2 separate regions of the Homo sapiens genome follow, and region 2 is linked to region 1. Evidence: read pairs that join two places in POLR2A ChIA-PET (ENCODE). Cell type or tissue: MCF 10A. All regions are shown on one strand. Each heading gives the region's core, and the rest is flanking DNA. Links, peaks and the distances in the headings are about the cores only. Region 1 overlaps SETBP1 (SET binding protein 1). Region 2 overlaps SETBP1 (SET binding protein 1).

Evidence for each region. Peaks named below come from ENCODE experiments on the same cell type or tissue, not always from the same donor. Only the 100,000 strongest peaks of a DNase experiment are listed, where the experiment ranks them.
Region 2: POLR2A ChIA-PET joins it to region 1 with 5 read pairs; 8 of 35 experiments call an interaction of 5 or more read pairs at or near these places.

Annotation. Positions count from the first base shown.
Region 1 is chr18:44,683,832-44,696,657 of GRCh38, forward strand. All of the region lies in intron 1 of SETBP1 (SET binding protein 1), which reads left to right. Among named protein-coding and RNA genes, the nearest start is that of SETBP1, 9.4 kb to the left of the region's middle. In MCF 10A, for the core only: no CTCF peak of the experiment used is centred there; a DNase peak (open chromatin) is centred at 9,420.
Region 2 is chr18:44,734,030-44,746,855 of GRCh38, forward strand. All of the region lies in intron 2 of SETBP1 (SET binding protein 1), which reads left to right. Among named protein-coding and RNA genes, the nearest start is that of SETBP1, 60 kb to the left of the region's middle. RefSeq lists enhancers at 1-383, 8,329-12,007, 10,163-10,664. In MCF 10A, for the core only: no CTCF peak of the experiment used is centred there; a DNase peak (open chromatin) is centred at 6,172.

The DNA.
Region 1 (12,826 bases), core at 1,743-9,742:
GAAATAAATAACTTTTTGCTGATGGCATTTCAAGTTGCTTCAGTTTTGCTCCTGCCAGAAGAATGGGGCAAATTATTATGAACACATTAGTATTGTAAGGAGGAGTTGCAGTGCTTTAAAAATGGGATGGTGTTATTGAGTTTGTTCAGGGACTCAGTGTATGTGAGAGTCCTACCAGAGGCTGGTGGTGGGAGCACAGGAGGCTGCCCTGGAGGGTTAGCAGCACTGGGTTGAAGAAAGGAAGCCTCACAGAGGTCTTGCTGCACATCATTTTGTCTGGTCCTGGGGTTCCTGTGAAGGGAGCAAAACAATCCAATTCCATTCCTATCCTGTGGCATATGTTGAAACCTAGTGAGTTTCCCAAAATGTTTTGGGCCATAAGTTTGGGCTTCTTTTAGAGTGGTTTTTAAAGGCAACCCAGGTGTTTTACAAACTCTTCATGAAGTTGCACATACTTTGGCCTGCCATATACCTGAAAAGTGCAGGAAAGAAAACACCAGGATGTCCACAGACTATAATTCGTGAATGCAGAAAGATGATGCCAATCTACATTTTTGCTTAGCTCTGAGTTTTCGTTTTCCCTTTTTACCGAACTTTCTATTAGATTTTGATGCCCCCCTGAGATACATCACACTGGGGCTGGAGAAGGTTTTGGAGGACTGTAATTGTAGATCACTGAGTTGAAGCTTCTGGTCCTTACTGTTCTGATTTAGAAGTTTCGTAGGTTCAGTCCAGAACAGCTGTTTTTAGAAGGTTTTTTTTTTTTTTTTGCCCATTAGAGGGTACCATCTAAGGTTGAAGAACCATTAAATAATTAATTAATTAATTTTTTGTGACAGAGTCTCGCTCTTGTTGCCCAGGCTGGAGTGCAGTGGCGTGATCTTGGCTCACTGCAACCTCTGCCTCCTGGGTTCAAGTGATTCTCCTGCCTCAGCCTCCCAAATAGCTGGGATTACAGGCACCCACCACCATGCCTGGCTAATTTTTGTATTTTTAGTAGAGACGGGGTTTCACCATGTTGGCCAGGCTGCTCTTGAACTCCGGACATCAGGTGATCCACCTGTCTCAGCCTCCCAAAGTGGTGGGATTACAGGTGTGGGCCACCGCGCCCGACCGAGGAACCATTATTTTTTAATGGCCGTTAGCTTAGAAACCAGCAGTTGACTTCCTACCCTGTTCATAGCAAATGATACCAGGTAAAGAATGTGAGCAGCCCTGAAGTCCATAGGATCCTCTGGGAGGTAGCTGCCACCCCCTCCCAGGAGCCCATGATGGTTAATGATCAGCAGACCCAGGTAGAACAAGTGTAGGCAAAGCCAGCTGAGCTGACCCTCAGGTAGGCAGAGGCTGTGCCACTCCAAGTGCTGAGGAGGAATAGGGGATGAATGGTGAGCAGATAAGAGTTTTAGAACTTTGTTAGCTTGGAAAAATGTTTCCTTGGTCCAACTTATCTTTTCCCACCAAAAATACCCCCTTTCATATGCATGGCATTTTGTTCTTTTCAAAAATATCTTTATATGGCTTCCGCCCCCTTGATTCTCCTAAGGAGGAAGGCCAGATAAGCATTTTATCTCCGTTTAGAGGATGAGGCAACTGATACACTGGGTTGCCTGAAATGACACAAGTTGGTGGCCAACCTGGGGCCAGACGGCTGTGGCAAAGTGTGAAGAGCCTCACATCTGAAGTGACAAGATCCTCTTTGGATCGTGTCCCTGTACTTCCCAGTTAAATGACCCCTGGCAAGTCAGTTAACCTCTCTGAGCCTCCGGAACCTAATCAGTAAAATAAAGATAAAGATGCTTACCCTGCCTACTTCACGGGGGTTATGAGGATTAAATAATACCAGCTAATTTCTGTAATTGAACTCTGGGAGGATTTCCATGCTGCCTCCTGGAAACTGGTGCCTGGGATTATTGTTGCCATAGCCCAGCAATTAATAACCCCTTGGAATGATCAGAAATGCCCACAAGGGCTCCTCGTGTTCTAATAATTCAACCGATGTCCATATAACTGTATATATTGAATTATTAGATGCCTACTATGCCATGTGCTTTTTGAGGCTCAAAGTCTCAGGTGGTATCCAGTTGGACTCAAAGATGTCCCAGTGCTCAGGAAATGCTCTTTGAGTTAAGGATCAGCAAGAAAAAAGGAAAAAGATGTGCAAACACACAGGGAGGGGAGGCGAAGTGGAGAGAATGAGGGGGAGGTTCTCCATCAAGAAACCACAATACTTAAGCAATGGCATTCAGGACAGAATTTCTAGCCCCTCTAAAGAAAAGAACTAATAGCAGCGTTGCCGCTGTCCCAGCAAATCCAGTAAGTTCTCCAGAATCAGGAAAGTTCTTCACAGCTCATTTGTTCCCTGACTCTTCTGTGTCCCTCCTTTTACCCTTTCTCATGAGAGCTGGTTTGCCCTGCCTGGCAGCCTGCAGCAGGCACCTTGCAGTGTTCTCGAGTGAACCCCAATTTTATGCAATATGCCCCAGGCTGTGTTGTCAGACTGGTTTCTTCACTGACTCTGGACATTCTGAACATCTTCCTGCCTCCACACCTCAGCTGTCTCTGTGTTGTCACCTCCAGGTGGCCAGCTAGTTGCACCCAGCCTCCTCTGTGGGAGCTAACTAGTTCCTTCTTCCCAGCTCTCAGCTCCTCATCCCCAGTTCCCAGAGCAAGGCACCCCACTTATGCTGCCTTGCTGTTTGTTATCACTTACCCCCTCCAAGCTCTGAGCCCTTGAAAAAGGGGAGAAGTTTTCCCACACAGCCCTGAACCTTATTTATGAATGATTTTTTGTTTCCTGAATGAATCACAGCATTTATGAAGAGATAGAATATTGAAAGTCAATGTTGTTTAAGGTGTATTAACACTCTGCATTATGAAGCAACACAGTGAGGGCCCCTTAGACAGTGTGAATAATAACTACTTTAAGCCAATAATAATTGCTTTTTATATTTTTGGCTACCTTTCGGGGGTAATCACCCAAAAGTTTCTCCCTTAAAGTTTAAGAGTTAAGCATATTTTACCACATGTGCATCCTTTCAGTCACCGATTCACTCATTCAATCATCAAATATTTGTTAATAATAATAGTGCCTACTGGAGTCTCATTGTGACTCTAACACACATAGCCCTTGACTTTCTCTGAAAATTCCAATTGTATTTTTTGTCCATCTTGCTCATTTTGGCACTTAACCATACAGTCATCTTTGTTGCTGAAGTCCAAGTGCTTTTCCGCTCTTCAGTGATGGAGTGAGCCTGGCCACAGTGGAAAACAGAGAAGGCTGAGGAGGCCGGGTGCAACTAGTTGGCCTAAGAGGTCAAGAAGGCTGAGGCAGAAAGCAGCCTGGGCTCACATCTATTAGCATATGATGTGGGACAAGCTACATTGCCTTTCTACTGTTGTACAGTAAAAAAGTTTGGAGTGGTATAGAGTGTCCCTTCTAAAATTCTGTGATTCTATAGCTAGAGGTGTCCTAGGAATGTTAAGGATTTCTTAAAGGTCAGAGCTCCTCAAACCCCTTTAATGGCGCCGCCAACAACTGTCCAAACCAATCCCACTGAGGATTAATGCCCTTTGCTAAATGTTTGATGGGTTGAAAGAGTTACAGAAAGGGAAGGTGGTGCCCTGGGGTAAATAGAATTGGGGGGAGCACTTATTAGAACAGTGGAGTCAGTCTTGGAGGACAGGGAAGGGGAGAGGAGGCAATGGTGAGCTGAATGTGAGGACATACCACTAAGAGTAATGTGGAAGGAAGAAAGGGATTAAATTACCCACATCTGTTTTGAATTGGTTCTCTTTGGTAAAATAACTGACTTGAATCAAGGGAGATGGAACAGACAAAGACAGTTTCTAGGAAGTCCAGAATGTATTCTGTAGTTGAGCTTTGCTGCTGCTTCCTGTCAGGTGGCATCTGGAAACCCTGCTATGGATACTTCACTCATGTCATGGATCTAGTGGGCTGGATGTCATTTCTCCATGTAGATTCTAAAGATCATGAAGTCTAGGGCCATGCCTGGGTTCCTGAGGTGTCCTCTCCATCCCCATAGCACCTGGTCTGCCCAGCCACATTGCAGCCTGTGTTCAATAATAGCTAATGGGTTGGTTTGTGTGCATTCTGAGATCAGATACGGTGACCCACAGTCTGCAAAACCAGAGCCTTTGATTTGGGTTGGAGTAGGATCAAGGAAATTGGGCTTTGGCCTAAGGTGCTGTAAAAGTTCTGTGGGATTGATGAAGCACCTGGGAGCATACTGGTTGGATATTTAGGAAGAGGAAGCCTCTTTAAGCCACTGAAATGCTGCAATTGCTTTTAACCCAGGATCTAGTAAAGGATTTGGGATGAAAAAGGAGCATGCAATATTGTTAGCCAAATTTAGTAAACAGCAATTTCTTCATTATTCCTTTTATCTGCCAATGATTTTCAGTTCTGTCAGTGGAAAGGAGCTTCTTGGAGTTTGAATTTGTGGCTTGGAGAAAGGTTGAGATGGGGAAGCTGAATTTGATGGAACCAACTTAGTAGCCCATCAGAAGCAGTGGGAGCACCAATGTGCTTGTAGCAGACTAATGAAATCTGCGTGGCAAGTCCTGTACAGTTGTTGGTGTCTCTTTCTGTGACCTATTGTTATTTGAGCAATGAGACCTTTGATTTTTTTTTTTTTTTTGAGATGAAGTCTTGTACTGTCACGATCTCTGCTCACTGCAACCTCCACCTCCTGGGTTCAAGCAATTCTCCTGCCTCAGCCTCCCAAGTAGTTGGGATTATAGTCACCCGCCACCATGCCCAGCTAATTTTTTATATTTGTTGTAGAGACGGGGTTTCACCATGTTGGCCTGGCTGCGTCTCGAACTCCTGACCTCATGATCCGCCTGCCTCGGCCTCCCAAAGTGCTGGGATTACAGGCATGAGCCACCGCGCCTGGCCAAGACCTTGGTTTTTAAAAAAGTATTGATTAATAGTAGTGACTAAAAGGGATGATTTGATGTGAAATCTCTGTGAACCTTTCTACTCGTTATACTTTAGAGCTCTATTACGACTGGTGTTTTGATCCACAAATATTTATTAAAATATCAGCATTGCAGATTGTGTGAGCCATTGTGCCTGGTACACTTGCTTGGGAAAGGCCTGCTCTGAGATGTGGCTTTTGCCCTGGGAGAGTGGGCAGTGTATCTACAGATACGTGCTTTGCTGAAATGGAAAGCATTCTTCTGCAGCCAAAGTTGGAACATGATCCCAAATGGAATTTTGCTATTTGTGTGATCAGGCCTAGGGTATAGTCAGGGAAGATTTCAAAGAGTATGTGTTTAGGATTTGATGGAAGATGTAGAACAAAGGGACATTCTTGGCGGGTAGAACAGCTTTGGCATAGGGGCAGCAGTGGGACAGAGTTCAAATGCGAATTGAGAATTGCCTCAAGGAAACAAATGCTTATTTCGAACATGTACTGCATCTGGCAGAAGCAGCATGGCCCTGAAGATGAAGGTCAGAAGGCTGACATTGAGGGGCAGACACCCCCATAGCAGACACCTTTGTGGTCCGAGGTCTTCTGTCCACAGTGAGAAGGATAAAACCCAGGGCCCTCTATGTCAGACTCAATGTGCCTGTTATAATTCAAACTAATCAACCTTCCAACTCTCTGAATTAGCAAAAATTGGTTTGTTCATTGACATTATTATTGATTGTGACCAGACTCTGATGGGTGCCATGGGGATCCCAAGAGATGGAGTGAAAGATGCTCTAAGAGCCCATGAAAACCAGGGGAGGAGTAGCAGCAGCCAGCCATTTAGGTCTAAGTGCTGAATTGTAGTGGGAGCCCGAGGGGTTTAGTGTCTCCAAGGGTTAGTCAGATCAGAGAAAGCTTTGAGGAGTAGGTGGAACTTGAGCTGAGTCCTTGACAATGGAATAGTCTTGGGTAGGTATGGAGCAGCAGGGAAGATCATCCATTTGGGAATGTAGAGGGAGAAAGGAGAACAGTTCAGCATAGGGCTCTGTGGAGTGTAAGGCAGCAAGACAGATGGGATGGTGTCCTGTAGGAAACAGGCCAAGGATTCATCTCCCCTAAGCTGAAATGGGGAGGCATGCCCACAGCTTTCCAAGTGCAGGGAGAGCAGTCTTGGGGAGCAGGTGGGTGTGCCTGTCAGAGACTTCCACACATAGCACACATGAAAGAACGCTGACAGCTGACTCTGCCTCCTGCTGCTAGGTCCTGTCCGCTACCAGCTCTTCAGCATGGGGTTCAAAAGAGGTATCTTTAGAACAAGAAATGAAATTGTATATAAGCATTTGGAATGGGGATGGGCCGCTCTGGGGAACATAAAACTCTTGTGATACTGGTACTTATTTCCAAGTGTTTAATGTATAATTGGAGAAGGAAATAAACAAGATTCAGTAACAAGACAATGTTTAATGACAGTACAAGGTAGCTAGAGGAGATATATCACAGAGAAAGGGAAGTGGAGCTGATATTTGTTTAGTTCTCTGGTATGCTTAGCATCTCCTTTGCAGCAGAAGCACAAACATATACGTGCCAGATTACACTTTATGTTCAAATGACAATGAACAAAGCAATGGCTTAATCAGACGGTTGAGAAGTCAAGGAATTTGAATTAAAACTGAACAGGTAGTGAGGTGAAAGAGAACTTTGAAAGACTTTATTATTATCTGTTAGATGGTTCAGTTTATCCTCATTGCCTCCAAGTATGTCTACCAATTCCTTCCTCAATTTATAAATGGTGTGGTGGAGGACCAGAGTTTTCAGGGACCACTAATACAGAATATTTGAAGACTGGTGGCTCTATGGTTCAAATAACATTTGGAGTCAGACACAACTGCCCCTGTGATTTCAACAAATCCCTCAACTTTAATTTTCTTATCTGTAAAATGGATGTGTCTCTGGGTTAAAATCAGTTAGTAAATCAGGGTTAAATAGTATAATAAACTTAAATCAGATGAAAAACGTAAATAAACTTAGAGAATACCTGATGTATGTTAACAATTCAGATTATTTTCTTTACGATGTGAATTCCTCCTCCCTGCTTGGACAGGAAATATTATGGTCACAATTACTTCTTTCAAATCTACTGTATTTAACCTATTTTGGTATTGTGCTACACATATTATTTACCTTTTTTTCCTGCAAGATTCTGTGAGGAGAATTAGAAAAGGCAGATGAGAAAACTGATGCCCAAGAGAGTTTAAGTGACGTGGCAATTCAGATGGCACACTGGTTTTAGAACTCATGTATGTAGAAGCAACTAACAACTTTTGGTCAAAAGTTGGCATCACTTTGTGTTTTAGATACCTCATGATGTCAAACTAAGAGGCTTTGTAATCATATATACCTCGATTTGATTGTGAATCTGGCACAGAAAGTGTGTGCTCTTGAGTAAATCATTAACCTTTCTGGACCTTAATTTCCAGGTCTGTAAAATGAGGACAAGATCTTCTGCATCACAGTGCTGTTGTGTGAATTAAATTGATAATGACTGTAAAGAGCTCAGCACAAGTTAGTGGTAATGTTTAACCACCCCCCGCCCCCCAACCCTTTCACTACAAGAGAACACTTTTCCTTGACTGCACAGAGGAACACAGGCACAAGTAACGCATCAAAGCCACAGCTCAACCTGCAAACTTGATTGGCCCAGGCAGGATTGTAGAGATTTTTCACCAGGGAGCAAAGACACAAGGGTCATGCTGTTGTGTTGTGTTATTGGTTCCCAGAGGAGACACTGTTTTTTACAGCTACAGCTGGAACTGTTGGTTAATGGATAGTATGTCAGACCTCAGGTCTCAGAAGTTTCATCTCCTTTCCTTATCATAGAGATCCCTGAGTACAGAGACTAACGGCATATGCTTAGTTTTGTCTTAGGCTCAGCCAGCCCAGCCAGGCTGAGCTGCAGAGTCAGCAGAATCTGATAAAAAGGTGGAAGGTACCAGCCCTGGCTTTGAAGGGCTTCTGGTTGAGGAGACAAGGCTCAGTACCTGGGAATGTCAGAGCTGGAAGGGGCCACAGGGTTGAACTCATGTTCTCTGGTCCCAATTCTACATATAATGATGGGAAGACTCAGGGAGAAAAAGGAACTTGCCCAAGGCCACCAGCTCTAAATGGTGGAGGAGGGATTAGAATGTGGAATTCCTGACTGTACCCAGTATTATTTCCTCCATGAGACAAACTGGAAACAAGAGAAGAGCAATAATCAAACAACAGCTAAATGGTCAGGTTAGCAGATGCAAAGGAAACAAGTTGTCTGTGCTTCTCACTGTGTAGCAAGATGGAGGAGGTTGGTCTTCAACTCCTGTCCCTCAGGGCTTGACTTGGAGTCTTAGAAGAGAGGGTGGCACTTAGTCAAATGCTAGCTTGGTGATCAACTATGGGAGTAAATCAAATGTAACAAAAAAGTTTGCACACTTACTAAGGTGATCCCAGTATGTTCTTTCATAATTATTATCTCATTTAATCTTTACTTCTTGAAACAATCCTTGAGGTAGGATTATTACCCCATTTCCAAATGAGACTTGAAAAGATTAAAAATGTTTCCTAAGAACACAATTACTAAGTGGAAAAGGGAGGCTAAGAAATCTAAACCTATGTCATCAAGTCAGAACTGCTTCCATTCTTCTTTTTAAGGAGAAACATGGCTTGAACACTTACTGTTGGACAGTTACTCCCAGTGTTCTCTATGCTTCCAGCTGTGCAGAGACTCATTTAAAATATAGCCCTTGTCCTCATGGAGCTTGTGGTCTAGTGGGAGAGAGAGGCAGGTAATTAAAATGTTGAAACAGAGCTTGCCAAATGCTTTGTGAGAGCAGAATGACCAGGGAAGTGAGAGCAAGACCGTGCGTGTGTGTGTCTGTGCACATGTGTATGCAGGAAGAGGTAGAAAAGGAGGGTCCAGCCAGTCTCCATGAAGGAGGTGAAATCTGACCCAATTCTTGCAGGATAACAAGAGTTAACCAAGTAGAGAAAGGAGAAAGGGCCAGCTAAACAGAGGACCTATCAGGGAATCATATACAGTAATGCCCATCAGTGGGACTTGGGAGATCTGCAGCTTACGAGATGCTGCTAGAGCATGTGGTAGGTGAAGTAGTCTGGAAATGCTGCTTGGAAGAGGTAAAATGTGATCAGGAACTTACCACACAAGTGCAGAGTATAAAAACACCACTGAGTAGGAGCTTTGTCCTTTGCTATAGACAGGTGATGTATCTTCAGGGTCAGAGAACCATGGTGTAGAGCTGCCCTTGCTCTTGCCGATTGAGAGCTAGGTAAGAGTTGGGTCACCTGCTAGATTTACCAGTGTTGTGGAGCATTTACTCTGGGTGTTTCTGCAGCTGGAAGGAATTCCGGAAAGATTACTTAGTTATAGGCAGCTGAGTCAAGTGGTGTCTGTCTGGCCTCTCATTCAACATTCACCGAATGAGTAATTTGGAGTGTCTCTCTGTATCAGAAACTGTGCCAAGCCCTGGGGGTGACCATGGTGAGCCAAATAGGCACAGGTCTTACCCTTCAAGGGCTTATCATCTAGTGGAGAAGGCAGAGTTTGAAACCAAGAATGGCACAAATATTTAATTATATAATTAATGTTAGGAAAGACAAGTTCTGGCCTACAAAGGCACAAAAAGGGGAGTTATGATCTGGTTTGCGATGCTCAGGGAAGAGGCATTTAACCTCAGCCTGAGTAATGAAGAAGTCTAACTCCAGGGGAGCAAGAGGAAGATTCCAGGTGCATGCAAAGTCCCATGAAGTCACTTGTGACTCCCCACCAAAATACCTTAGAAGACATAAAGAAGGATGAATAATCAACCACTCCCAAAGCCAAAGTCAGACAGTCAGTCTCTTGCCAGAACCTGACAAGAGATTCTTATAACTATAGGCCAATGAGTCTAGGTTGAAAATACAATTTCTTCCTCATCTGTAATTAAGTAGGATCACACTCCATCTTTTTACACCATTTGCTTTCTTAATCAGTTTCTGTCAACCAGAAAAGCAGGCAGTCATCAAGTCTACTGTATGGGCAGCTTGAACAAAACCAGCTAAAGACTTCCCTCCCTGACATCATTATGCATATTCTCAAAGACTATAGCTCTCAGAAGACAAATGGGCAAGAGTGGGAAGGGGAGTTCTGGGAGGAGTGGAAGAAGGGCATTGACTTCTGGGCAGAGATGTTGCTTCAAGTAAAGTTCTGAGGTGAGCATGGAGTCTTTGTCATAGAGCATATTGTGAAGTTTAGCTGTTCAGCTGTTTTTGTGAATCCAACAGAAAAGACTTTTCTCAGTTCAGCAAAACAATAGTAGATGGATGTTTACTCTCAGTGGTGTTCTAGTATATGCTTAACACCCTGTTTTCCAGATTTTTTAAAAGCACTGACTTGTAAAGTTTGCTCGTTCTTATGGTGTAAACACTCCCACCATGGCTGAGCTCCCTTGCCCAGGCTGGAGTGCAGTGGTGCGATCTCGGCTCTCTGCAACCTGAGCCTCCTGGGTTCAAGTGATTCTTCTGCCTCAGCCTCCTGAGTAGCTGGGATTACAGGTGCATGCCACCACGCCCGACTAATTTTTGTGTTTTTAGTAGAGATGGGGTTTAGCCATGTTGGCCAGGCTGGTCTCGAACTCCTGACCTCAGGTGATCTGCCCACTTCAGCCTCCCAAAGTGCTGGGATTACAGACATGCGCCACCGCACTCCATGGCTGCATTTTAAGCTACCAACTTAATGCCACTGAATGTGGAGTTGGGGAGAGATACACACAGTGGGCTCTTATGAACCCATAGGCACTAGCTTCATTGCATCCCTGGTTACTGTTCACTAGAACTTGATATGGTCTCTGGTAAGAGGAGTAGCTCGAAGAGGAGGATGTGACTGGCTTCACAATGGGTAGAAGGTAGTCCAGTACTTCCTCTGTAGGCCAGGCTCTCTCCTCATCAGAGTGTGAGCAAAGAAACAGAACCCAACACAAGCCCTCCTGAGGTGGAAGAAACACTTAAAACAAGGTAAAAGGAACAATATCAGGAAAATTAGTTAATCCAACAGCAACATTAGAGTTTCAGAAAGCTACCTGGCATCTTTGACAAGAAGTATGACCCATGGAAAAGGAGCATTAAGAAACAAGGACGGAGCATGCTGATGAAAAGACATCAGAATCAGCTGAAAAGTGGATGCATAAAGTAAAGAAAGATTGCAGGGATACAAAATGTGCAATTGCAGAATTAAAAAAAAATCCACAGTGAAGTCAATAAAGGCAAAGGGGGCATGGAAAATAGAATCAAATTGGTATTATGGAGAACAGATTGGGGTATGCTCTCCCACAAGGCAAAAGAAGGAAAGAAAAGCAGTGAGAGAGAAAATGATAGAAATGGAGAACAGAGATGAGAGCTCTAAACTCAGAATTACAGGAAAAACTTCGAAAGAAGCCAGAACCATTTAATGGAAGAAATTACCAAAGGAATAATTGAAGGGAACATTCCTGAACTAGAAAGAACCTGCATCTACAGATCCAAAAGGCTCATTATGTTCCAGGAAAATTAAAGGGAGAGAGCTCCACACTACACTCATTTTGTCATTAATAAAATTCTAACATAATGAAAAAGAAAGTCTTCAATTATAAACACATAAAGCAAGTTGCCTAAAGAGGAAACCAAATCAGGCCAGCCTCTGTTTTCCCTTCATTAGTTTAAATGCTGAAAGACATGCTACAAAATTTTGAGGCAAAAAGTTCTAGCCTGAGAATTATCTGGTCAGCCCAGTGTGTTTTACGTGTGAAGATGAAAGAAATGCCTTGTGGTATGGGAATTTGCAGAGTCCAGAGCCGAGGGAGGACTGAGGATGAAGAGCTTGGGGAAGTTTGCAAAAGTTCAGGAATGAAGCCGAGTACTCTTCCTGTGTTTGGGATTGTTTGCCTTTAAGACCTGAGAGGTGCACGTGTTGTTCATGTGTTTATTTTGTAATAAGGAGCATGGAGTTCTACTACCAAGAAATACAGTAAAATTTTTTTAAAAAGTAAAAATAATAAGCTAGTGAAGTAGGCTGGGAAACCACCTTTTTTTTTTTTTTCTGTTCATTGATGAGACACTGAGGCTGAAAGAGGCTTATGAAGGCTCCTAAGTGGCAGAACTAGGCCAGGAATTCATTTCTTTTGACTCCTGTTGAATATACTAAGGGCCCTATCTCTACCACCTTGTCCTTTTGGAAAGCAACAGTCAGGATGACAATGGCCTGTATGTGCATGGCACCTGGGCAAAGCAGAAGAGGGAGGTGAATAAATGATGCTGGGAAGCCCAGCTTGAGTTGCTTTGTTCACTTGTTAATTCAGCCATCCAGCATTTCTTGAGTGTTGATTATGTGTTGGCCATGGTGCTAGGTGTTAGGATTTTGTGGATGAATACGACACAAGTCCTGCCTGTTCCCAAGAGACTCACAATACTGCTGTAAGGGAGAAATACCCTCATGTACTCAATAATAATACCTATGATCTAGCAACTTGACAGGGGTAATCATATAGACCAGGCACAGTCTAAGGCACTGGTTCTGACTCTAGGCCATCAGAACCACTGAGAGGGCTTGGTAAAAGCTGGCGTGTTGGGTCCCAGCTCTGGAGCCCTGATTCAGTAAGTAGAGCTCGAGAACTTGCATTTCCACCAGGCTTCAGAATAAGTAAGAATTCCCAGTTGGAGAATGTATTTTAGACTAGGAAAAATATTCTATCTAGCAGTTTTGGAGGGGAGGGAGGATGTACTCTGGAACTTATTTGGGTATAAGTCACATCTAGCCAAGCAGGATTCCCCTGGCCATTCAGAGAAATAATTCTTTAGGTTCATGCTGTTCATTTTGGAGTGTA
Region 2 (12,826 bases), core at 1,926-9,925, 50 kb after region 1:
GGGGGCAAAAGTCACACACTGAAGCAAATGAGGACAAGCCCTGAAAATCAGACCCTGTTGAGGCCTGGTCCAGGGGCTTTCTAGTACACTAGTTGAGATCATTTCTAAAAGGAAATAACAGAATAAAATCTCAGATAGGCAGTATAAGAATTTGTAAATGGTAAATGTGCTATAAGGGTGAGTAAGATGCATTGCTTATTGCTTGAGAGGATTTCTTTGCCCTTCAGTGTATCTGGATTTGTCATTCATGAGCTATTAATTAAATTCGTACTCTCTGCTAGTATTCGTTTCTTCCCTGGGCCTTCCTGAAGACTGCATGTGTGTCCTAGCTGTCTGCTATTCCAGCTCTCCTGTATATTCTGGGAGTGTGTATGAATCAACTTAGGCCCTTGTTAATACCATTGTTCTTGCAAGACATAAAAAGAAAGTGAAAAAATTTAGTTTGACATTCTAGGATCTTCCCATTTCACCTGAAATGTTATTTAAAGACTTATCTCTTACCAGTTTCTGACTTCCGTGAATTCCCTGACCACACTTCCAATTCCCACTTCCATACTTCTGTTTACATTGCTCTGACCTTAAATGTCTCCTCTCTCTCCCTATCTAGTCAATACTTACCTCTCCTTGAAGAATCCCCTTCCTTCCTGGTGTCCTCAGCTCATGCCTTCCTTACCTCTAAACTTCTAGAGCACCTCTCCGCAGTAACAGTCATTTCCTGGCAAAATGTGTCCCTCCATTGTTACGTTTCTTCTTTTGGACTATTTAAAATTCACTTATTTTATTACATTTTATGTTGCTTTCTCTTATTTAGGTTAGAAATTATCTTGGGGATAAAGGGTTTAATTTATTGGCATTTCCCACAGCATATCACATAGGAAGTACTCAATAAATACAAATTGACTCTATATGATTAAGTTTTAGACAATATCGAAGTGTGTTATGTTCCATTTCTACTCCTAAGGAGTTTTGCTATCCAGTAAGAAGAGAGTTATTTATAAGTCTACATAGAATTCTACTTAGAGATATTCACTAATATAATATTGTAAAGTTGGAAAGCCACACCTCAATGATGTTTCTCAATATTCATTAATCCCAAGAAAGAGTGTTGGTATAGATGCAGAGGATTTAGTCCATGTTGCTAAATCCTGTTGAAAATGTGCTTGAAGATTCATCTGTGGTCATGTGTGCTGAAATCAATTGAGGATACAGACCCAGCTTGGCTCTGCATTAGGAGGCAGGAGACCTGAATTTTAGTTCTTCTTTTTTCAGTTGCTGGCAGTTTAGCCTTGGGTAAGTCACATAATTTCCTGGGCTCAGCTGTTTCTTCCTTACAACTAAGGTTGCATCAATTGCTTGTAGTTAGAGATCTGAACCAGATGATCTATTAAATTTCCTTTCTATCTCTAGGTTCTTTGATTCTATTATTTAATGAGACTAATTCTGCTTGCCATTGCACAATACATTTTAGCAAATAAAAGTTCAACTGAACAGACATGATAGTAACAAACACCCAAACATCTGCAAGACTAAACATTAAGAAGAGAGACAGACAATGGCTTAGGCGGGGGTACCTATGATAGGTGCTCCAGGGCACAGGGAGGGTCAGATGCTGGAGTGGCCCAGTCTTCCTGGGATAAAAATGAAAAGGATCAGGAACACTTTTAGAAAAGATTCTAGATCAAAACTGTAAGGATGCATTCCCCTTCCTGTCTCACCTACGCCTACTAGTAGTCCATGACTTAACACAAGTTCTGCCAGGGACAGAATGGTATAAGATATTTCTTACCTGCTGCTCTCGTGTTCAAGGAAACTCATCAGAAAGATGCTCCAGGTTGGCTTCTGGTGAGTCCTTTTTCATAAAACATCTGGGCAGTTTCAGCCTGAGGAACATATACTGCTATCTTCAGCTGCTGTGGTGGGAGGGAAAGATAACATTTTGTGGGGCTTGTTTTAGTCACTATCAGCTGCTGCTGCCTTAGAATCATGAAGAACATTTTTACCTCCAAATGCAGGTCACTCTACTGGTCTTTTGGAATAGCCACAAAGGGAAATGCCATATCATTAAGAAGGTCAGGCTGGGCATAGTGGCTCATGCCTGTAATCCCAGCACTTTGGGAGGCCAAGGCAGGAGAATCGCTTGAACCCAGGAGGTTGAGACCAGCCTGGGCAACATAGAGAGATCCCTTCTCTATAAAAAAAGTTAGTCAGGCATGGTGGTGCACGTCTGTCATCCCAGCTACTCAGGATGCTGAGGAAGAAGGATCATTTGAGCCTGGGAGGTCGAGGCTGCAGCAAGTCATGATTGCATACTACTGCACTCTATACTGGGCAACAGAGTGAGATCACGTCTGTTTACTTAAGCTCTGTAGGGTATGCAAAAGAACACAAGACAAGTCTTTAAAATTGACACTGTTATTGGAGAGATCAGTTTTATAGACATAAGGATGTCATTACCCTAAGTTGGGAAGATACTGTCATCTTGTCTAGAAAACTTACCTTGATAACATCAACCCACTGTGATATTTCTCTTTTTTGTGCCACATGGTTGGTAATGTAGATTCTATCCTACTTCACTCTTTCCATTTTTCATGCTCCTTTGAAATCAGCATATATTTCAATTATATACAATATGATGTTGTGTATATATTTTATCACTTTAATTACTGAAAAAGGATCAAAACAGAAGTTTCTACGTACAGTTCTCTCATAACCCACAGTGCACTTAGAATACTTAATGCATTATTTGTTGACTGACTTGCTCATACAGTTTGCATGACTTTGCAGTTCTTTGGAAAAGAGGTATTGCTGGAAAGGGAGTTTTATCTGGAAGTGTTTCATAAAGCCTACTCTTATCTCCATTGTGCCCCAGGCAAACTTAGCCACTGTGTCCTCTGTGCTCACTCTCTCTCTCTTACACACTTCATTGCCCTCCTTCTTTCAGTCTTTTTTCCTCAGTATATCTCCAGTGTTGAACACAGGGCCTGGTAGACCGTAGACACTTGGTACATCTTTGTAAAAGAATAAATGATGAATGAATGATATTGAGGTCTAAAAGCTCAGGATGAGAAAGAGAGGCAAATTCAGTTGCAAGTCTGGCAAGTGGCTCAGTTGGAACTCCTCAGCAGGCCTGGCTTGCTAGAGGCCTGTGTTGAGTTTGTCTGGGACAGGCCTCCTGTGAAGACTCACATCTATGATCCAGCAGTAACAGCTTTCACTGTCAGGCACAAACTTCTTGGCTGACTGAAAGAGCAACGTGTTAGTCTCTAGAAGTGGAGTGGACTGGTGTCTGAGGTGAGTATAGCCCACTTGGATACAGATGCCCAGTATTTGGTTACCTGCCCTGGGGAGAGGACTGGTTTCTCCCTGGTGTATAGACTCATAGGCTGGCTACAGACATATATACACACACACCCAACTACTGATTTGCCTTGGGAGTACACTGTGCTTACTTAATATTGTACAAGCTGGTGACCAGATTACCTTATGAGAAGGCACATGATGTAGAGTGTAAAATCCACTAGATTTGAATTTAGAAGACACAGATTCTACTTCCAACTCTGGTTTGCCCTGAGTGTGTAACCTTAGAAGGGTCACTTCACTAGGCCTGACTTCTGTCTGTAGGATGAAGGCATTAGGCTACATAATCTCAGAGTTTAAAGCTAGAAATTTCCAAAGCTGGAATGAGTTGCCTTTGTAGGCAGTGAGTTTCCAATAGCTGGCTGGAAGTTCCAGAACAGGGATTCTTAGCCTTAGAAGTGTAGTTGTGTTGGGCCTTTCCAACCCGATTGAGTAACTTTCAGCTGATTTGGAATCCCATCAGCATGGGCCAAACTGACGTCAGCAGGGAGACAGACACAGCATTACGTTGTTTACTCTGTACAACCTATAAGTGAATTAATGACCTGCCATGTCACTATTTTGATAGCAACAACATCACCCCCATTGTCTACCATTTATGAATTATCTTTTTTGGGCTTGTCAATTGATTGGACATCTGCATATCCTAGGGCATGTGCAGATCCACATGGTCACATGCTCATTCTCTGGGTCTTCCTCCTCTGAGAACCTAGCATGTGGTGTTCTTTGTGACTTGCCCATATAAACTGCTATTAAAGCCAAAGACTGGGTGCCCTGTGCTGGCTGTGTCCCTCTGTGAGAGACTCAGATGCTGAGGTCTCCAGTGGCACTTAATGCTCCAATTGCCATTGTTTGAAGAACGACATCTACCCTGTAGTCATATGTGCCTATGTTGACATCTCTTTCCACTTACTCTTTGCAATTCTCTTCTGGTGTCCATGCTGCTGGTGATCTTTATTAACAGTAAAATTCTTCAAGAGCTCCATAGCCCTGAAAGAAGAATTATGCCATCACTTCCATTTTACTCAATTTCATTTTTCTGGAAGCATTAGAAGATGAGTGTTCACATTTTCCATAAATTTATTTGCAGCTTGAAAGAAGGAAAGATTGAGCGCTGTGGCTCACACCTGTAATCCCAGCACTTTGGGAGGCCGAGGCAGGCAGATCACCTGAGGTTAGGAGTTCAAGACCAGCCTGCCCAACATGGTGAAACTCCATCTCTACTAAAAATACAAAAACTAGCTGGGTGTGGTGGCACATGCCTGGAATGCCAGCTCCTCAGGAGGCTGAGCCAGGAGAATCACTTGAACCCAGGAGGCGGAGGTTGCAGTGAGCCAAGATCATGCCACTGCACTCCAGCCTGGGTGACAGAGCGAGACTCCATCTCAAAAAAAAAAAAAAAAAAGAAAAAAGGAAGACGGTATACACGAACACACACACATACACACACAGAGTCTCCTTTTATGTGTAACAGTTGCCCACAAACTTAGTGGCTTAAAGCAACAAAAATTTTATTATTTTATATTTCTGGGGGTTAAAGTCAGAAATGGGCCTCACTGGGCTCAAATCAAGGTGTTGACAGAGCTGTATTCATTTAGAAGACTCTAGGAGAGAATGTTTCCTTTTCTTTTTCAGCTTCTAGAAGCTGCTGTCATTTCTTAGCTCTGTTCTTCCATCTTAAACCTAGTAACTCAAGTCGAATCATTTTCAACCTGCCATCTCTCTGGTTCTACCTATTCTGTTTGCTCTTCCACTTTTAAGGACTCTTGTGAAAACATTTGGACCTACCTGCTTGATCTAAGACAGTCTATTTCAGGGTCAGCTGATTAGCAGCCTTAATTCTGTTCCGCTTTAATTGCCCTTTGCCATCTAATATATTCACAGGTTCCAGGGATTAGGACACAGGACATCTTTGTGGGGCCATTATTCTGCCTATTACATCTTATTTTAGTAGTGCTAATAACTTGGATTAATAAAACATTAACAAACAACTTTACCTTGCCTTTATCTCCTTGATCTGTGACTGCTCCTCCAAGCACAATTCTTTATACTGGGGAATGAAATAATTGCTTTTTAAACAAAAAGCAATTTGCTATAATTTGTAGAACTGTTGGAGTCATAATGCTTTCAAGATATGTTTTAATAAAAAGATACTTGTATATTTGTAAAAGAGTCTGACTAAATATTTTCATTCATCTGAGGTTCTGGGAAATCTGATTTTAATTATCAGTGATATCTGAATTTGGATTCAGGTCTTTCACATTTAAAATACCCTGAAAGGATAATTTTGGTTATTCAACTTGTATCAAATGAATGACAGATACAGAAGAGTTTGGCAATGTGTTCATTAAATTTAAAAACCAGTATACTGGGTTATCATCCAGCAAGTGCTAACTGTGTCTTGGCAGATGTCTGATGTCCGAGTAGGAGTGATTATGGTTACTGTGTGAAGACTTGACTCTCAAGGAGTTGCAGGATCATACGTGGGAAGTGGAGGGGTTCCCATGTGACCTTCTATGAAGATCAGAAGAATAGAAAACCTGAAGAATAGATTTTGGTTGGAAGAATAGAAAGTCTGCCTAGAGTGTCTTTGGAATGCCAGAGGATGAGATCGTCTTGTTTACTAAGAGTTGTCACGGTTCCCCTCACCTCACCTCCCAAATCCTGGTAAGGAACCAGGACCTGCCAAGGTGAAGCACTGATAGATTTGGCTGGCCTTGAATCTGCAGGTGCTAAGGTTTGGGTTATTATTCTAGAGCGGGCATTGTGAGTCATAGGGCTCCAAGGATTCAATGGTAGAGTTACGTCACCTCCTTTGGGCATTGCAAAGTGAGCATAGGTATTTGCCTACTACTCTGCTGACAGCTTGGGAAGGTTGCCCATTTTACCTTTACGCTAATGACGATATTACCTATTACACATTGTGGCCATTACAGTGTGCACACCAGGGGAGGAGACAGCAAGAAAGTGGTTATCAGGACAGCTGAGGGCTGGCACTCCTTAACACTTGTGATCAGTTATTTCCTTTCTTCATGTTCGGAATAGGAATAATGATTCCTGCCCAACTTGCCTCAAGAATTATTACGAAGATGACATGTGATGTAAATGCACTTTGAAAGTGTCTAGTGGCTATTGAGTTCCCAATACTTTAAAAGAGAGAAATAGGGGTAGAAAGCCTTTCTAGGTTAAGGTGAAATGATGCAGTTCAACTCTCTGATCCTGTGCTTTTCCATACATTTCTCGTGGACACTGGGAAAAGGATATGCTGCCTTTTGCTTTGAATCACAAATACTGTGCATTAATTGGAGTTTATTTGTGGAAAAGCATTTGTGGGATGAGTTTGTAGAGTGTAGAATGGAGGGTGTGTATGTTTGAGGTAGGGTGAGTACAAGTTGTTTGATCCATTATTAGTTTAATTCTCATTTTTAATTGGTTTTAATTTAGTGTTTTGTCTGAAGTGATGATCTACATTCACAAAATTTTATGGATGGCTCTTTAGGGAAAAAGGAACCTGCACTTGGATAAATTTGAATGTACATCTTGATTTCTCAGTTCTCTCGGAAATATGGAGGCCTGCTATATCTTGCATTGTGGACTAGTAGATTATAAGATCATCAAATATAGAAACTAAAAGTGACTTTATAATTAACTGGCCCAGAGGGCTAGAGGAAGCAAATGAACAAACAAAAAACTTTAAGGCAAAAATTGGGCATTCATTCAGTATAATATATTTTCATTCATTCAGTGAATATTTTTGAGTACCTATTCTGTCCCAAGCCTTGAGCTAGGTGCTAAGGGCACCAAGATCAAAGACCCAGTGCCTGCCTGTAAGGAGGTCATGGTCCAGAGAGGAGATAGGCATTAAACAAGCAGTGTTCACTGTGCTCCTTGCCAAGTCTGGCTGATGGGAGGATAAGAGGGATGATCAACAGCAAATAGGAACTGTCCTAAGATTGCCTGGGGGTGGGGATGGGGCTGTGAGGAAAGGCTAACTATTTCCTATCTCTTCCTCTAGAAAAATAAAATACAACTAGAGTCCTAAGAGATCACCTTTCATTGCCTGTGCCATCGGGACCCCTTTTCCTTTTCGGTTCCATGCAAACCCATGACCCTAGATGCTGAAGATCTATTTTTTACCATCATCTTTCTTACTGTTATTATTTATGACGGTCATTGTTTTAACTGCTCCAAGGAGATAATTGCCTTAGTTGCTAAGGCAACCCAACATATTGGGTATAAGAGCAGCCAGCAGAAAGGGTTTGCCAAATTGCAGGGCTGGGTGGGAGGTGTGGGGTGGGAGAGCAAGGGAGCTCAGCTGTGGAGCTTGAAAATAGCCATGTTCAAATTATCTCTGCATTTCTTCCACTGAGGAGCGTGAAGCCACTTGGAATCCGGTGCCTGCCAACTCCTCACCCACCCCTGACGCTTCCTATTTTCAACCCAGCCAGTGCACTCCCTCACTAACCCTCAGTGCTCAGCCGAGAGAGCTTTCTTGGGTTCCAGTTCCCAGACTCACAACTCCTATTCTGTCTGCTGCTACTCAGCCCTGGAAATGTTCTTGCCCTGTATTTCTGGCCTCTAAGGACGGAGGTGGAGGTGGGTGCAGCACGCACAGATGTGTCTGTAGACTCCCCTGTCTGGGCAGTGCACATTACCCATTTCAAACAGACCATAATCCCTGGTGGTCTTGCTCAAGTCTTGTCTTCTTTCTAACTTGGAGAACTATAGGCAGATGACAATGACCATTTACATTTTAATTTTTGAAGACTGAAACATCTTGGGGGATCAACCTTGCTGTCTCCATTAAATAGGTAAACTGAAGCCAAGAGAGGAGAGTTATGCAGACAAAGCAATGCAGCAAAAGTGGGTGATCTCAGCCCCGCACCCCGGTCTCCTGACTTTCACACTCAGCCCTTATCAGTGCCATTAGCTTTGCTCCTTGGCTACTGACCATCTCAGTCTGAGGTCTTCTGGGAGATTTTGCTCTGGTTTCATGTCCTCTAGTTAGCACCTTTTTTGTCTCCTGGCCCTGGTCCTTATGCCAAGATGGGGTGGCAGAGAGGATGCTGGGGCAGGAGGATGCGGAGCACAAAAGTATAGCTCATTGGCTGGCATTGCTTTTCATGATTTGACCATCCAGAAGCAGCTATTGCCATGAAAGAAGATAATGGCAGGAGAAAAGGCAAGATGACAAAAGAATCCCTACCAGAAGATTTGGGAGGTTGTTACTGACTTATTTCAGAAAGTCTTCTTTCTTCTCTTTTTTTCCTGCTCACCAAGTACGCATTAGCCCCAGGATGTCTGTGGGGAGGGCCAGCCTGCCTCTGTGTCCTTAGCAACCTCCAGGGTGTCTCCCTAAGTATGTCCCAGGGCCCTCTGCTAGAGCTCTGCCTCAGAGTTGATCTATCTGAACAGGTTAAATAAACAGGTCTGTGTTTGGGTTAATTATCACTGGTTCTGTTGCTCTCCATTACTGCTCCATCCGGGACTCTGGCCAAGGAACAGATGGGAGAGGCTGCATCATCACCCCTGCCTCCTCATTGTGTCTGGCTCTCCCTCCTTCTCTCTCTCTCTCTCTCTCTCTCCCCCCCTGTCCCGTTACCCCTTTCTGTCTCACTCCCTTCCTCCTTCCCTTCCTGCCTGCCTCTCTCTTCCTCCCTCCTTCTCTTATTCTCCACCTTCCTCCCTTTCTCTCTCTCTCCTCTTCTCTCTCCTAGCCCTGCTTCCCTGCCTTCCCTTCCCCCTCCCTATTTTTGCTCTTTCTCTCTCTCTCTCTTTCTCTTTTTGGCTGAGCAAATAGGCCAGATGGTGGTGAGGGGAACAGACAACAAGTGAGGCATGGCATATGGGGAGCTTGTTTAATTTCGGCTCCTGTAGGGAAGTAGATTGGAGGAGGTGAGCTACAAAAGCAGAAAATGGAAAGGGGAAGGGTAAGAAAAAAAAGAAAAGAAAAACAACAACAACAACCGACCCTTCCAAGGGGGAAATTGGATTCAATTTACTATTGTTGGCCAGTAGAAGCAGTTGAGAATGAACTGAATCGAAAGTAGAAAGTGCCCTTTTTGAATTTCAAAGGTACAGCACCCCCCCAACCCCCAACCTACAACAGACCTCACTTGTACCAGCTCCATATTGCCCAAGGATCTGGTTCTGGGAGAAGGGTCTGCCAGGGGCAGTGGGCATGGGCAGAGTTTCTTATACAACGTGGGATATGGCTGTGTGTTGGTGGATCAATTCCAGGAGAGAGAGGAAAAAGAAAATAGCTCTGTGGCTAAAATTAGGGGTCAAGGGAAGACTAGCCCCCATTTAACCTACCTCTTTTTTTCTACTAGTTGTCTGACTTGGTTTGATGCACCTTTTGTTTCGATTTTATTCTGCTCTACCCATGGACAGCTGCCCAACATAGCCACACCTCACCCTGCTGCCATTGTCTGCTCCCTTTGCATACTTGGAAAAGTGCAGGCAGGATCTCGGAGAAGTGAGTGTAAAGATGTCACTGAATGGCCCTCTAGCAGAAGCCTTTTGTTTTCAACCAAAATGTATTTAACCTTCATGGTGACTGCCAAGAATGTCAAATTTAAGGCTACATTAGCTGGAGTTTCTGGAGAGATTCTGGCCACATATAATGGCACATGCCTTGGTCTCATTGGTGTGCCATTCCCACAGATCAGCGAAATACTGCCTGCTACACCCCTGAACATTTCCACTCTGCCATTGCTGGCGAACCCCCACTCTCAGAGAGCAGGTGGATTTCTGACATCCAGGAAAAGCTGTGACCCAGTGCAGCGTTGAGTCTCAGGCTCCTGGGTCTCTGGGGACTGGAAGAGACCAGAAGCCTTAACAATTACCCTAGGAAAGGAGAATACAATCCAGGCTCATCTGCTGGAGCTGCACGCCTGCTCCCCCCTTCCCTGCAGGGGCCTCCCCAGCTCCACCAGGCAACCCGTTGTTCTGCAGCTGATAACCGGATTAGGCAGCAGAATGGGGCAGATGAGTACCCTGAGGGGCCCTGCCTGGGAACAGGGGCTCCCTGGCCTGGCGTGAGGGCTGCCACTGTCAACACCCTAAGCCGCTGCCTCCTGCAGGGCATTTGCATGTGTGTGCGCCCTACTGTACGCGCCCAAGAGCCAGTGGGAAATGCCGGCGGTGGCAGTTCACACGGGGCACTGCTGCACAAAGCCCCAAGGCCAAGCGGCACGGTGGCCCTGGCTGGCGAATGTCGCGCACCCAGTCTCTCGCAGCAGCGCCTGGCGCGACGACTGCTGGAAGCCGGGCCAAACGCAGTCTTTGCATGAGTGTGGCCCTGGCTGTGGGAGCCGAAGCACAGCCACCACGCGCGCCGGAGCGCAGGGAGAGTCGCCTGCATCGTCCAACCCTCCTCTTAAAAAAAAAAAAACAAAAAAAAAAACGCTTTCTTCGTGCTTGCTTTCAGTGGCAGGCCGGCGGTTTGATCTCCCCTGAATGCTGTCCCCTCATTCGAGGCTTCGATTCTGAGAAGATTCAGGGCATTGTCCAGGGTGGCGGGATGTCGGATTGATTTCGGGGCCTTTGTGTGGACGTGGGGCTCCTGAATGAAGCTGTTATGCGCGTCTGGGGCTGGCGGGCAGGCTGTCCGGCTGCAAGCTGGGCCTCCCTTTGTTGTGGGGGCCTCATTGAGCCCACGGAAGAGGCTCATTTCAGCGTGATTTACTACCACCCAAACACCAGCTGTCTGTTGTGCTGCGGCTGCTGCGACGCCCTGCCCGGCCCCCTTTTGGGTAGAATCTCTTCTCCTTGTGAAGCTCTCAGAGCCCCCACCCCTTTCTTTAAATGCTTAAGGTAGATTTATAATCATTCGTGTATATTCATATTATATACTTGTGTATGTACACCTAGGTATGTATATACACACATACACATACACCCATGTGTATTCTTTTGGTGTGTTTCTTTTTAATAGAGGGCCCTGAGCTGAGGTAGGGAGCAGGTGGAAAAACGCTGCGGGGCTAGGGGCTGATGACCAAGATCGCAGCCTCAGTTCTGTCCTTGATTCATTGTGTGACCTTGGGTCAGTCACTTGATGTCTCAAAGACCCAGTTTCTTCACCAGAAAAAAATAAGAGCATTATTTTTGATAGAAGGAAGGCATGCCTGTATTTCTTGAAATATTACAGTATTTCAAAGCTATGACAAAAATAGAAAAGAGAGTGTCCTATTACTCTCTAACAATTTTGTAAAGCATTATTCAGTGAAAAATACAGCCAGAAGCAACAGGAAACGAGCTTGTGCTCAACCTTGCCAGGCACTGGGGAGGCAGGGTTCAGACTCTGTCTTGTCCTGAGGATCTCAAAATGGGGAGTCAATAAGGAGACTAGGGCCATGGAGCCTTGGAAGTGCTAAGTGAGCATCAAAGGAGGGAGCAGGAGGAAGCCTTGGAGGGAGAAGGGCCATCAGGGAAGGCTCCTGGAGGAGGTGGTGCAGGATTGTTTTGATGTTCAAGGTAGTTGGTAAGAGGCGGGGTGAGCAAAATTATTTCATAGAACTTGAGTGTCCAGTGTAGTGGTGACCATCCCTTCTCTGGCACCCTTCCTTGATCTGGAAGGCACACACACACCCAGGAGTGAAGAGAGAGCTTGAATTGGGGCAGGGAGATGTGGTCAAATATGCAGGGTAGAGGGGTCACTCTGCCACTCTGCCATTTCTGTTGGGATGTCTTGAAGGTGTCTATGTTGTCAGTCAGGCAGATGACCATTTAGAAGGTGGCTGTAATAGTTCAAGCAAGAATAGTGATTAAAATATGGGGCGTCATAGGAGAGATGACAGAGGTGGAAAGGGAAGACATTTATGTAGTGGGACTGCCTTTGAGAATCACTGGATGTAAGGAGTTGGAGAGAAAGGAGTGGATCTGTAATGATGCCCACATTTCTGTAAAATAGGATACATGATAGTACAATAGTCATAGCGTTGCTAGCTTGGCACATAATAAGCACTCAATAAGTGATGGTGATAAATAATCATGATGAATATTACTGTGTTTTTTAGGTGATCCAGTGAGTGGTTGCCTTCAGGCCATGTTCCAAAATGGAGAATACAGGAAAAAGAACATATTTTTTAAGGGGGAGGTGGTAAGAAAAGTAGGATGATATGTTTTTAACAGAATCAAGTTCACACAGGGGTTATCAAATGTGATATTTGGGGAGTGGCGTCTGAGTTGGAATATCTCTTTGTTCCCCCATAATGTTTAGCTTAGTGCTCAGAACATGCAAGGCATTTAATAGATGTTTGATGAACTTGTGGATTAATGTATATTCTGACTCTTAACAATCAGGAACTATCAGTTTAGAAATAATCATTTATTCCTCACATATTAAGGGAGTGGCAATTAATATCATGCATGGGACACAGTAAAGAACAAGCGGGTGGGGTCTGTGCCAACATGGAGTCTGTGGTCTGGTATGGCCGTGAGGACAATAGGAAAGCTACGTGCACAT